Linked DNA regions of Homo sapiens: all the other regions are linked to region 2. A link is a contact called in ENCODE Hi-C or POLR2A ChIA-PET data. All regions are on one chromosome and are shown on one strand. The core of a region is the stretch at or near the end of the contact, and the rest is flanking DNA. Distances in the headings are between cores, read along the strand shown. Region 1 holds the start of POC1A (POC1 centriolar protein A). Region 2 holds the start of TEX264 (testis expressed 264, ER-phagy receptor). Region 3 holds the start of PARP3 (poly(ADP-ribose) polymerase family member 3).

Region 1 (3,968 bases), core at 147-2,646, 480 kb before region 2:
ATGGAGACCAAGGTTTTACCATGCAGATGAAGCCTCCAGGTAGCAGGTTTCAGAGAAAATAGATCGTAAATGTTTCTTATCAGACTTAAGGTTTTTGTTGATGTTAATGCTGGAGGGTATAATGAGGCATGTCCAACCCCCACTTCCCATCATGGCCTGAACCACTCTTTCAGGTTAAATTTGAGTGCCCTGGCCAAGCAGGGAGTCTATTCAGATGGTTGCTGGTGGCCTTCAAATTTTATTTTATATATATATATATTTTTTGAGACGGAGTCTCCCTCTGTTGCCCAGGCTGGAGTGCAGCGGCAACATCTAGGCTCACTGCAATCTCTGCCTCCGGAGTTCGAACAATTCTCCTCCCTCAGCCTCCCGAGTAGCTGGGTTTACAGGCGCGTGCCACCACGCCCGGCTAATTTTTGTATTTTTAGTAGACATGGGGTTTCACCATGTTGGCCAGGCTGGTCTCATACTCCTGACCTCAGGTGATCCACCCACCTCGGCCTCCCAAAGTGGCAAAGTGCTGAGATTACAGGCGTGAGCCACTGAGCCCGGCCTCTCCTTCTTTTAAAGACTGGGTTTCTAACAGCTTCTGAGGCCTTAAGGATCCTGACAGGGCCGGGCTGCACCACACTCCCTCGTGTTACAAATGGGGAAACCGGGGCACAGAGCAGAGGCGTTTTTCCTGAGATCACACAGCCAATCAGGGCGAGAACTGAGAATCGAACCTTGATCTCTCCACTCCATGATTGTGATTCCGAGTAACTCATGTTATTTTAAATCGACACTTGTCTTAAGAACGTTCGGACGGCGAACCACTGAGAGTTCCCGAGGGGCGAATACTCAGCTCTCAATAGGTTCCTGCGGGGAAAATCTGGCTGCGCCGGCGCGCGCGGGTGCTTTAACGCAATCTGGTTACAGCAACCCACGTGTCCTCCGCTTCCGGGATCCTTAAGGCCGTCGCTTCGGGTGGTAAAACCCGGCCCGCCCTCTTGTTGCCCAGGCTGGAATGCAATGGTGCAATCTCATGTTGGGAAGTGTAGCTCCACCTTCCTCCAGACATAGGGGCGTGGGCGGCTTGGAACTGCATTTCCCAGGAGGCTGCGCTCGCCGTTAGAGTAGCCGGACGACGGGCTGGTGGGGTGAACCCTTCATCCTGGGTCTTTTAATTTCTCAGGCGGAACGAGTGGCGGCGGACAGAGGCTTTTGGCTGCGCTGTCTGTGGGTTGTCTGGGCTTGGGGAACTGGGCACGGAGACCGTGGCGCCGGCCGCCGGTCATACAGCTCTGCTTCCAGTCGTCGGGCAAAAAGCTGAGGCGCTTCTCCTTTAATTGCGGTGGGCGGGGCGTGCCGACGCGGCCCGCGTTGCTATTGGTGGCCGTTGGGGGCGCGGAAACTGAACGGGCCGCAACGGCCACCGCAGCTGCCTTCGGCGCCGCCAGCCCCGCCATGGCTGCGCCCTGCGCGGTAAGCCCAGCCGAGAGCAACTCCCCAGGCCTCAGTCTCCCCGCTGGGACACTGGGCGCCTAATGGCCAGAGCGATGGCTGCGAGGGGCGGGCGGGGCGCCAGGTTCCAGGGTGGTCCTCTTCAGGTCCAGTTTACTGTCTGCGCAGGGGGCGCTGGGTCGGGCACTTTCTGAGCGCCTCCTGCGTGCCAGGCCCTGCGCTGGGTTTCTGGAGCGAACAAACAGGCCTCTGCCTCCATAGTTTGCATCCTAGCGAGGGACACACGACCAAGTCCCGACTCATGTGTGACCTGGGGCCGGTATCGGGCCTCTCTAGCCATTCTCCACGTCCTTAGCAGTGGGTGGCTGCGTGGGGTCTTGTTGAGGGTACACCCTGCTCCAGCAGGTAGGTACAGCAGGACGCTGGGATGCCCGGGCCTGCAGTGTGAGCGGGGCGGAGCCGCCCTCTCTGAGTTCACATTCCTCCAGAAGTCCTCATTTCGAGAGATTCCTTTGAACGGGCAAGGCCCTCTGGCTGATTGGAGAGTCAGGGAGGCTGGGTGGTAGCCTGTGATGCCCTGAGGCACTTGAGGACATGGACGGAGATTCCAGGCTAGGATACAGACCTTTTGACTCCTAATCTGGTACTCTACCTCCCTTCCTGTCCCCTCATGTATAAACCACTGTTGAGGGAGATGAGGCCCACATGCAGGGAACTACAGAGGGGAGGCGGTGTTGAGAGATACCATGGGACCTACTGGTCAGGGGTGGACCTGAACTTGCCTCTGCCCACTGAGCCTAGGGGCGGACACTCTCTTACGCATGTTCTTTCAAGAAGCTTAGGTGAGAGCAGAAGGCTCTGTTGGGGACCCTCCCCCAGCTGCTCCTCCCTCTGTTGTTGAAAGGAGACTCTGACAGGTGCGTTAGGGGTGGAGCTGGGCACAAGGCCATAGGGCCTTTGTTCTGGTTACTGCTCTGTAGGGTGGCAGTGGCTTTGCTGTGCCCCAAGGACATCCTTTCCCAGGAGGAGCCTTTGGGCTTCCTGGAGCACCCAAAATGCTTCTTTGAGGTTTCTGATACTTAGAGTAGGGGGAGATGTTTGGATGGCTGAATTATAACCCTTCAAGTGTTAAGACACAAGCTGCTATTGGATGGAGAGAGTCTCCGGAGTATTCTCTCTGGTGTTTTAACTTTATTAAGTTATTCATACACCACAGAATTCACCTTTTAAAGTGTACATTTCAGTAGTTTTTAGTACATTCACAGTGTTGTGCAACTGTAATCACTAATTCCAGAATATTTTCATCATCCCAAAAAGAAACTCCATACTCAATAACAGTCATACCATTTCTTCTCTTTCCCCATTTTCTCCCAACCCTTGGCAAACTAATATATTAATACTTTCTGTCTCTATAGATTTGACTATTCTGAACTTTTCATATGAATGGAATCAGACAAAATGTGGCCTTTGGTGTTTGACTTCTTTCACTTAGCATGTTTTCAAGGTTCATCCATGTTGCAGCAAGCATCAGCACTTCAGTCGGTTTTATGGCTGAATAATATTCTGTTGTATGAATATGCTACATTTGGTTTATTCAGTCATGTGTTGATGGATCATTTGGGTTCAATCACTTGTTGGCTATTAAGGAAAATGCTGCTCTGAACATTTGTGTACAAGTTTTTGTGTAAACCATGTTTTCAACTCTTTGGGGTATTTACCTAGAATTGCTGGGTCATTTGCTAACCACGTTTAACTACTTTATTTTTTATTTTATTTATTTATATTTATTTTATTTATTTATTTTTTGATTAGGAGTCTCACTCTGTCGTCCAGGCTGGAGTGCACTGGTGCAATCTCGGCTCACTACAACCTCCTCCTCCTGGGTTCAAGCGATTCTCCTGCCTTAGCCTCCCAAATAGCTGGGACTATAGGCGCCCACCACCACGCCTAGCTAATTTTTGTATTTTTAGTAGAGAGGGGTTTTCACCATGTTGGCCAGGCTGATCTTGAACTCTTGACCTCAGGTAATCTGCCCGCCTTGGCCTCCTAAAGTGCTGGGATTACAGGCGTGAGCCACTGTGCCCGGCTAACTACTTTTTTTTAGTCAGGGTCTTGCTCTGTTGCCCAGGCTGGAGTGCAGTGATGTGATCACAGCTCACTGCAACCTTGAACTCCTGTGCTCAAGCAGTCCTCCCACCTCACCCTCCTGAGTAGCTGAGAATACAGGCATGAGCCACTACGTGTGGCTAATTCTTTAATTTTTTTGTAGGGTCAGGGTCTTGCTGTGTTGCCCAGGTTGGTCTTGAACCCCTGGCTTAAAGTGATCCTCCTGCCTCAGCCTCCCAAAATGTGGGGATTACAGGTGTGAGCCACTTCACCTGACCTATGTTTAACTTTTTGAGGAACTGCCAAATTACTTTCTATAGTATCTGTGTTTTTTGTTTGTTCGTTTGTTTGTTTGTTTTTAAAGATTTTTTTTTTTTTCTGGGTGTCTTGCATTTTCATGTGAATCTTGGGAGCAGCTT
Region 2 (4,072 bases), core at 324-2,823:
TGAAACACAGCTACTTCATTCACCCTCAAAGCAATCCAAAGAGGTAGGTAAGGCTAAAGGTTCAAGTAGTTAGAGGTTAAGAGACTTGCCCAAGGTAACACAGGTATTAAACAGAGCCACGTGGACCAAAATGCAGGCAACACAAGCCCAGACAGTCTGATTCCAGCCCCTCATTTCCACTTTCTCTCTCCTCTCTGGTGACTGGCTTCCAAAACGCCTGAAGCATTAAATCCTTGTTGGACATCTCTGAGCCCAAAGCTGGAAAACTCTCAGCATCTAGGCCCCCACTTGCCTTGGGAATGACAAGCCCTCACCCTGATCTGCCATCTCAGCTGAACACTTCCTGTCTCCTCAAGGAAACTTAGTATCTACCTTTCTCTTCCTCTCACTTCCCAAACTGCTCAGAAAACGGCGGGGGGGAAGAAAACCCACCTGGGGGTCTCAGAGCCTTGGTCGGCACGTGGAGAGGTAACGTGAATTTCCCCTATATTCAAGAGAAAAGGAAGAAGGTCTGGGAGCTCACCTGAAATGCCAGGCTCACTTTTAGTAACTGCTGGCATCCAGTGCGGCAGGGGCCGAGCGCTCCAGTGCTGGGAGCTGAAAGAACAGTCACCCCTGCCCAGGAAATAACCACTGAGCCAACCATCATGCCCTGATTACCGTCCTCAGGGAAAGCCTACCGGTCCCTCTAAAGCACCCTCGTCCCATTCTCAAACCCCCTGTGGAAATCAGAAGCCAAACCTAGCTTTACAATGTCAGGTCTCTTCGCTAGAGCTCTGGTCACGCCCCTCTTCCTGGAGTACTCCAATCACACTTGGCGCCCAGAAACTGCCGCTGCCGCTGACCTTGGGCAGACTGCGCCCTCCCTCTAGCCTCGGCTCCCCCTCCGCTCAGAGGCCCGGGATGGACGCGTGCGGCCGGTGCCAGCGAGCCTCAGGGAAGGCTGCGCCCAGCCAGCTTCCTGGTGCCGCTCACGTGCGCGGCGGCGGAGGGCCGGGCCCTTAAACGGCCCCCGTCCTGGGCTAAACTTCGGTGCTAGCAGAGGGCGGAAGGACTATGGAGGGTGGGGGGCCGCCGCCTCCCACTTTCGGATTCCAGCCCCTGCTCACCCCGGGCCTTGCCTATTTACTCAGAGCCTTTCTCTTCGCCCACCTCCTCACGGAGCCCCACGCACGTCTGTAACTTAAAGGACGCTAAAGTTTGCAGCCCAGGCTGCGAGGCGCGGCCTTGGGGGACGGGGGCGGAGTTAAAACGCGACTCGCGCCTCTTTCCCTCACCTCCACGGCCCCGGGGCATGCCCTGCACCGGTGGCCGCGGAAGTGGGCTGCCCGGAAGAGTAGGGGCTGCCCCAAGGTCGCATCCAGGCCCTCGGACCTGGCCGAGGCCAGCTGTGGGCAAGACAAGATGCAAAGAGCGGCCCGGGCCGCGGGGGTCACGGAGGGGACACGGAGAGTCCTGAGGTCGCGCCAGGGCGGACAGGGGGAGTCCCAGACCTACGCCCCAGTGGGTATGCCTCTCCTCTGGCCCGGCCCTCACCTCAGCAGCCGCCCGCTGCGGACGCCGATCCGCGCAGGCGGCTCAGGGTTCGGTTACGGAGCCTGCGCGCGCCCGCCGCGCACGCTCGCTCCGCCCCCTCTCGCGGCGGGACATGGCCGTGGCCGTGGGCGCGTGCGCGCGGGACCCGGAGGGCGGAGGCCTGCCCCGCCCCGTCTCCATGGCAACGGGCGTGTGCCTAGCCCCAGCGCTGGCTGCGGCGGAACCCACGGCGTACCTTCCCGCCTCCAACAAACTATCCGGTTGCTGAGGTTGATTTAGCAACACCCCAGGGCATCTGGGTTGGCAGGAGCACCACAGTGACAGCCTGGCCCAGGCTCGGGTACGGGAGGCAGCCCAGTGGCCCGCAGTAGAGGGCCAGGCTGGGGACCAGGGAGCTGGGGCTGAGGAGAATTTGTACAGCCTAGGGAGGCGCAGCACAGCAGTATCAGCCTCTGGCATTTGTACCACCTTTAGTCCTGCCACTTTCTCTCACTGTGGCTTCGCAACAGACTTGGGAACCAAGAAAGGCATAGGTGAGGAAGCTGAAGCCCAGTCTGGGCTCGCGGAAGAAACTGGTGGATCCAACTTCTGCATAGCGCAAATATCTGCTTCCTGCCTCCACCCACCCATTCCCACTTCCGTGAGTATATTCATCCATCCAACACTTATTATTACTCCTTGCCAGGACAGTTCTAGGGGCTGGGGATAGAGTGAACAAAACCAAGGTTCTGCCCTCCTGGAGTTCACGTTCCATGGGAATGCCCTTCTTCCAGGCTCCTCCCTCAGTGCCCAGGTTGTGGCTGTGGGAGGCTGGTCTACCTTTGTGGTTTAGCGGTAACTTACGTGATTCCCACGTCAAGTGTAAGCTCCTTGATGATTGGTTCAATCTTCACCTCAAATTTCTGAGGACCTACAAACTACAAAGCACTCTTCTAGGGGCCCAAAGATAAAACGCTCCCCTCGTGAAAATCCCGGACTTTTGGTGGGAGGTGGGGAAGGTGACAACTATGCTCATAAGCTTGGCTACAAGACCGGCGAGGCCAAGAGCTACTTTGGTATCCTGACAAGGACTGATGTTTGGGAGGGGGATCCAGCAGATGGGAACACCACGAAGGTGGTGGTGGGAAAAGTCAGCAGTCACAGGGTGGTTCACCTTGTGGATCCCACTACTGCACCAGCAAAGAGCAGGCTGGGCACACAGAGACAGTCAAAATCCCAGCTTCCTTTCCCTCTGCTTCACATTCTTCCTTCCGCAGGCAGGGGAGTTTGAACCTTATCCACAGGGCCAAGCCTGTCCCAGCCCTCTAGGCAAACTGGCAGAACAGGCAGCTGGCCCCTCACAGGCACTCCGGGCTGGGCCAGTGCAGGTCGCAGCAGTTGTTTTACCTATGAACATCAAGCACATGGTCAAACCCTCAGCTTAGGTGCCCCAGGCAGGCGGGCTACACACTTGGTAGCATTTCCTTTGACACAAGGAGCAGCCATGGCCCGGGCTCAGAGACTGACAGCCTCTGCCTGCAGGGTCTGCGTGGTCATTTCTCCTGCTTCTCAGAAGGTGGTGAGCTTTTCCCAGGAAACCATTATAAGGAAGTGCCCATTCTTTATCTTGTTCTCTCTGCTCACTTCCCTTAGCCTGATTGGGGAACTCTAGAGCCCCACATCAGAGTTCAACATGTGCCTCAGGAGCTTCAGCACCTCTTTTGTGGGAGGAGAGTCCGCTGGTGACTGGGGCTGCAGGCCATGACATCAGCCTGCCCAGCTTCACCTCAGGCTGCTTCCAACAGTGCCAAGTGAGGTCCCTTGGCAGGATCCCTGCAAGGCAGCGGCTGGCCACCAGGAGGCAGCAGCCTACTCTACAAGGCACTTTCTTCATTCCAACCCCTTGTAACAGGTCTGAGGAAACCTGTTCGCCCAGCCATGTGCTGCAACCATCCTCCACTCCCAATCTTATCTCCCAATAGCACAGATTCCCCTATCATGAGTCCAGACTTGGCCTTCATCTCCTCTTGCCTTCCTCTGTCCAAGGAATCACTACAGAGATTCTTTCTCTATCCTTCTTTGTAAATTTCCAGAAAATTGTTTCCCCAGGGCCCCTCCCCTTGAAGAAATTAAACAGGAAGCTGGAGTAGACTGTCCCTTCTTTCCCCCACCTCTCACACTCCAAAGCTCTGTTTAACTCTGTGGGCCAGTGGCTAGATTCCCCAACATGGATGACAGAGAATACACATGCAATAAGAATGTTTTCGCTGCCACCAGCCACTCACAGACACACTGTCTCCCACCCTCTGAAGGCATTGTGCCCAATCCCCAGCCACTCACTGTCTAGTCAGGGCTGCCCCTGCAGGACTTGCCTTGGCTGAGGACCAGCTAGCTTCAAGCCACTCTGAAGTCAGCTTGCTGTTTCCCCTGGAGCCTGGTAATACATCCTTCTTCAGGTGAACAAAAGCAGAAAAAGCCCAGTGAACCCCACTGCAACAAAGAGCCTGCCATCAGTCTTCCTTCTGTTCCTGCCTATCTCATCACCCAAGGGCTATCC
Region 3 (2,700 bases), core at 201-2,700, 270 kb before region 2:
ACATGGGCAAGCGCCCAGGAGACTGATGTAGTCACAGCCTTTCCCTAAGTGCGGTGGGAGGAGGCCTGCATGGGGTCTGAAGGGCAGATGTGACCCGCCTGGACCTGACGGGACACAGCCCTGATGTCTGGGGTCAGGAGAACATGGCCTTGCTCTGGCGCTTACCTGGGGGCCTTGGGCTCCAAAACCAGAACAGAGTCCTAAGGGGGTGGCCTGGGTGTGTTTGTGCTTATCAGTGGGCAGGCTCTGGGCCTGACTGGGGACTGCAGCTCACCTGGGTCCCGGGGTTGCTGCTGAGTGGACATGTTGGATCCACGCGGATTATGCGCTTCTCTGCGGGTATGGCCTTGAGGGCCTCAGCGGTGGAGCGGAAGGGGTCCTCCTCCCTTCCTGCCTGCCGGCCCTTCTTCTTCTCAGGGCCCTCAGTCTGTACCCAGGGCTTCGGCTTTGGAGCCATGGCTGTCCTGGGGCACAGAGAGGCCCTTAGGCCTCCATGGTCTCCTCATCCCCAACGACCCACTCTCAGTCCCCACCCCTGCCCTGGGCCAGCACAGCACCAACTTGCCCCACCCCGGGTTGGCCCTTCGGTGGCCTCCCACTGCATCCTGTGTCCACTCTGACGGCATTCCCAGCCCCAGACCACACCCAGCTCTTTGTCACTCAGAAACACCCCTTTCCCCAGTCCCAAGTGCAAGGTTAGGACTCTGTCCAGTCTGCCCACTCTGGTCAACAGGGTCTGCCTGGCTCCCTACCCTCTGCAGCTCACCTGTGTGTCCTGAGGGGTAGGGAAAGTGAAAGGAGGCTCTCTCTCTTCCACTTCGGGGCTCCTCCCCCTGTGTCAGCTAGTTCAGCCCTGGCATGGTTGCCGGGCCGAGTCACCGAGCTATGGGGGAGGGTGGGCAGAGGATCCTGGGGGCAGGATTCTTGGGGCCAGATTATCCTCCCGGAGCTTAGAACCCAGAGCTGTAGAAGCCCTTCCCAATGGACTCAAGAGTTCTGAGGAGCCAGAACTCCGGATCAGTGGCCTTGAACTGATAGAGGGCAAAGGCCAGTCCCACCAGGCCTTGCCCTGCCCTGCCGTGGGCAGGACCATAGGACACTCACCCAAGAAAAGCAGGGACATGGGAGAGGTCCTGGCTGCCACCCGGCCTGGTTGTGTGCGCCTCCCAGGGCAGTCCCAGGTCTAGCAACTCTCCATGAGCCTCAGGCGTGAATTAGGGAGAGAATTCCCAACAATCGCCAGAGGCCGGGGATGAGCTTGTGTGGGGGATTAGACATCGGCTATTTGGCCACCAGTGGGGTGAAGCAGAGGCTGGGGCAGGCCGAGTCAGGCGACCAGTCCCACGGACGGGTGGACACTCGATCTGGCATATCCAAGGCCGGGGCAGTCGCGTCCGTAGCGCTGCTCATGTGGCCGGGGCCTGCAGCACGCATCTGCCGGTCGCGCGGTGACCTTGGGCCCGGATACAGACGCAGCCTCCCTCTCCCCGGGGCTGCTTGGATCCCCGTTGGGTCTAGCGCCGGGCTGCCCATGGAGGGGAGGAGTCACGTTCCAGAACGCGAAAGGGCGCCGCGTCTCTGGCGCCCCCCAGCGGCCAAGGGGCGCAAACACAGAGAAGGCTCTTGCTCCGACTTCGAAGTGGGCCAGCAGCAGAGCGCAAGCGCCACAGCATCAGGCCGGAAGCGCCGTGGAGATGCGGGCTTCCTACTCGAGCCTGGTGCGGGAGCCTAGGAACTTCAGGAGGCGGGGCTACAAGCGTGCATCCTATGGGTGCCTGGGGGCGTGGCAGAGCCTGCAGAAGGACCCAATGGAGCAGTAGGAGGCGGGGCCCGGCGGGCGGTGGAAGCCTATCAATACGCGGGGTCTTGCCAGGCGGCTGGGGAGCTGGGAGGGTTCAGCTGCCACGTGAGTTCTGCGGCCGCTGCTACACGCCTGGTGGGCAGCATGTCGGCAACAGCGGCTGCTCGTAAGCGGGGAAAGCCGGCCTCTGGGGCCGGGGCTGGCGCGGGGGCCGGCAAGCGGCGGCGAAAGGTGAGCATGGCGCTTCTGAGGGCCGCGGTCAGCCCTGCTACTGGGACAACCGTCATCCCATCCAGGGGACCTGGGTCCCGGCCCTTCCCCAGCCCTTCGCCCTGGACCCCTGCTGGAGTCAGCTTCGTCCCTCTCTCCGCGGGCCAAATCCTAGAAAGCCGTTCGCTTAACCCGGGAACCACCGCCTTCCCCATTCCTGGGGTTCTGAGGGAACCGAGGGGGGGGGGCCCTTGGTCAATGCCAGGGTGGTCTGGACCCCTGACCAAAGAAAAGACCGTATAATTCCCAGGCCGACTCTGCGGGGGACAGGGGCAAATCCAAGGGTGGCGGCAAGATGAATGAGGAGATCTCCAGCGACTCTGAGAGCGAGAGGTGAGCTATTCTTTTCCACATAGTGGGAGGGAAAACTGAGTCCCATGGTGCACGGAAGACTGAGTGAGTCCGAACAGAACTGAGCCTAGAATCCAAGACTCTGTCCCTTGGCTCTGAGATCGTGGCTGTTTCCTTTAGTTTCTGGTCCTGCAAAGTCTTGTTTCTGCGAGGTCTCTGGGTGGGAAGGACCCTGGGCCCCAATCCGAGGCCATTGAGACCTCCTTAGGTTTTGGCAGGGACTGGACTGATTGAGAAATTGCAGGAAAACAGAACAAAGCTGTCAAGTATTTCTTGCA

Evidence for each region. Hi-C counts contacts between places; a loop is a spot of excess contacts on that map. ChIA-PET counts read pairs that join two places held with the same protein, here RNA polymerase II (POLR2A). Pooled maps may share reads with other maps.
Region 1: a pooled map shows a loop between it and region 2 (17-fold over the local background). The contact joins the promoter of POC1A here to the promoter of TEX264 in region 2. A Hi-C loop is called at or near these places in 1 of 37 single-sample maps with no recorded cell type and 7 of 50 pooled maps. POLR2A ChIA-PET finds 5 or more read pairs at or near these places in 2 of 52 experiments (activated T-cell and naive thymus-derived CD8-positive, alpha-beta T cell).
Region 3: a map of CD8-positive, alpha-beta T cell shows a loop between it and region 2 (23-fold over the local background). The contact joins the promoter of PARP3 here to the promoter of TEX264 in region 2. A Hi-C loop is called at or near these places in 6 of 168 maps with a recorded cell type or tissue (B cell, CD8-positive, alpha-beta T cell, PC-3 and 2 more), 6 of 37 single-sample maps with no recorded cell type and 18 of 50 pooled maps. POLR2A ChIA-PET finds 5 or more read pairs at or near these places in 3 of 52 experiments (A673, BJ and activated CD4-positive, alpha-beta memory T cell).

The regions. Positions count from the first base shown.
Region 1 is chr3:52,151,851-52,155,818 of GRCh38, reverse strand. POC1A (POC1 centriolar protein A) reads left to right here and starts at 1,396. Exons shown (of 11, transcript NM_015426.5): 1 at 1,396-1,464. The coding sequence starts at 1,447. RefSeq lists enhancers at 49-1,025, 1,026-2,003.
Region 2 is chr3:51,668,753-51,672,824 of GRCh38, reverse strand. It overlaps TEX264 (testis expressed 264, ER-phagy receptor), which reads right to left and starts at 1,573. Exons shown (of 5, transcript NM_015926.6): 1 at 1,537-1,573. It overlaps LOC124906237 (a long non-coding RNA gene), which reads left to right and starts at 1,720. Exons shown (of 2, transcript XR_007095907.1): 1 at 1,720-2,176; 2 at 3,169-4,072. RefSeq lists a silencer at 1,408-1,837.
Region 3 is chr3:51,941,113-51,943,812 of GRCh38, reverse strand. PARP3 (poly(ADP-ribose) polymerase family member 3) reads right to left here and starts at 1,450. Exons shown (of 11, transcript NM_001003931.4): 1 at 1,105-1,450; 2 at 275-459. The coding sequence starts at 457. It overlaps RRP9 (ribosomal RNA processing 9, U3 small nucleolar RNA binding protein), which reads left to right and starts at 1,909. Exons shown (of 15, transcript NM_004704.5): 1 at 1,909-2,032; 2 at 2,322-2,404. The coding sequence starts at 1,946. RefSeq lists enhancers at 1,445-1,774, 1,899-2,547.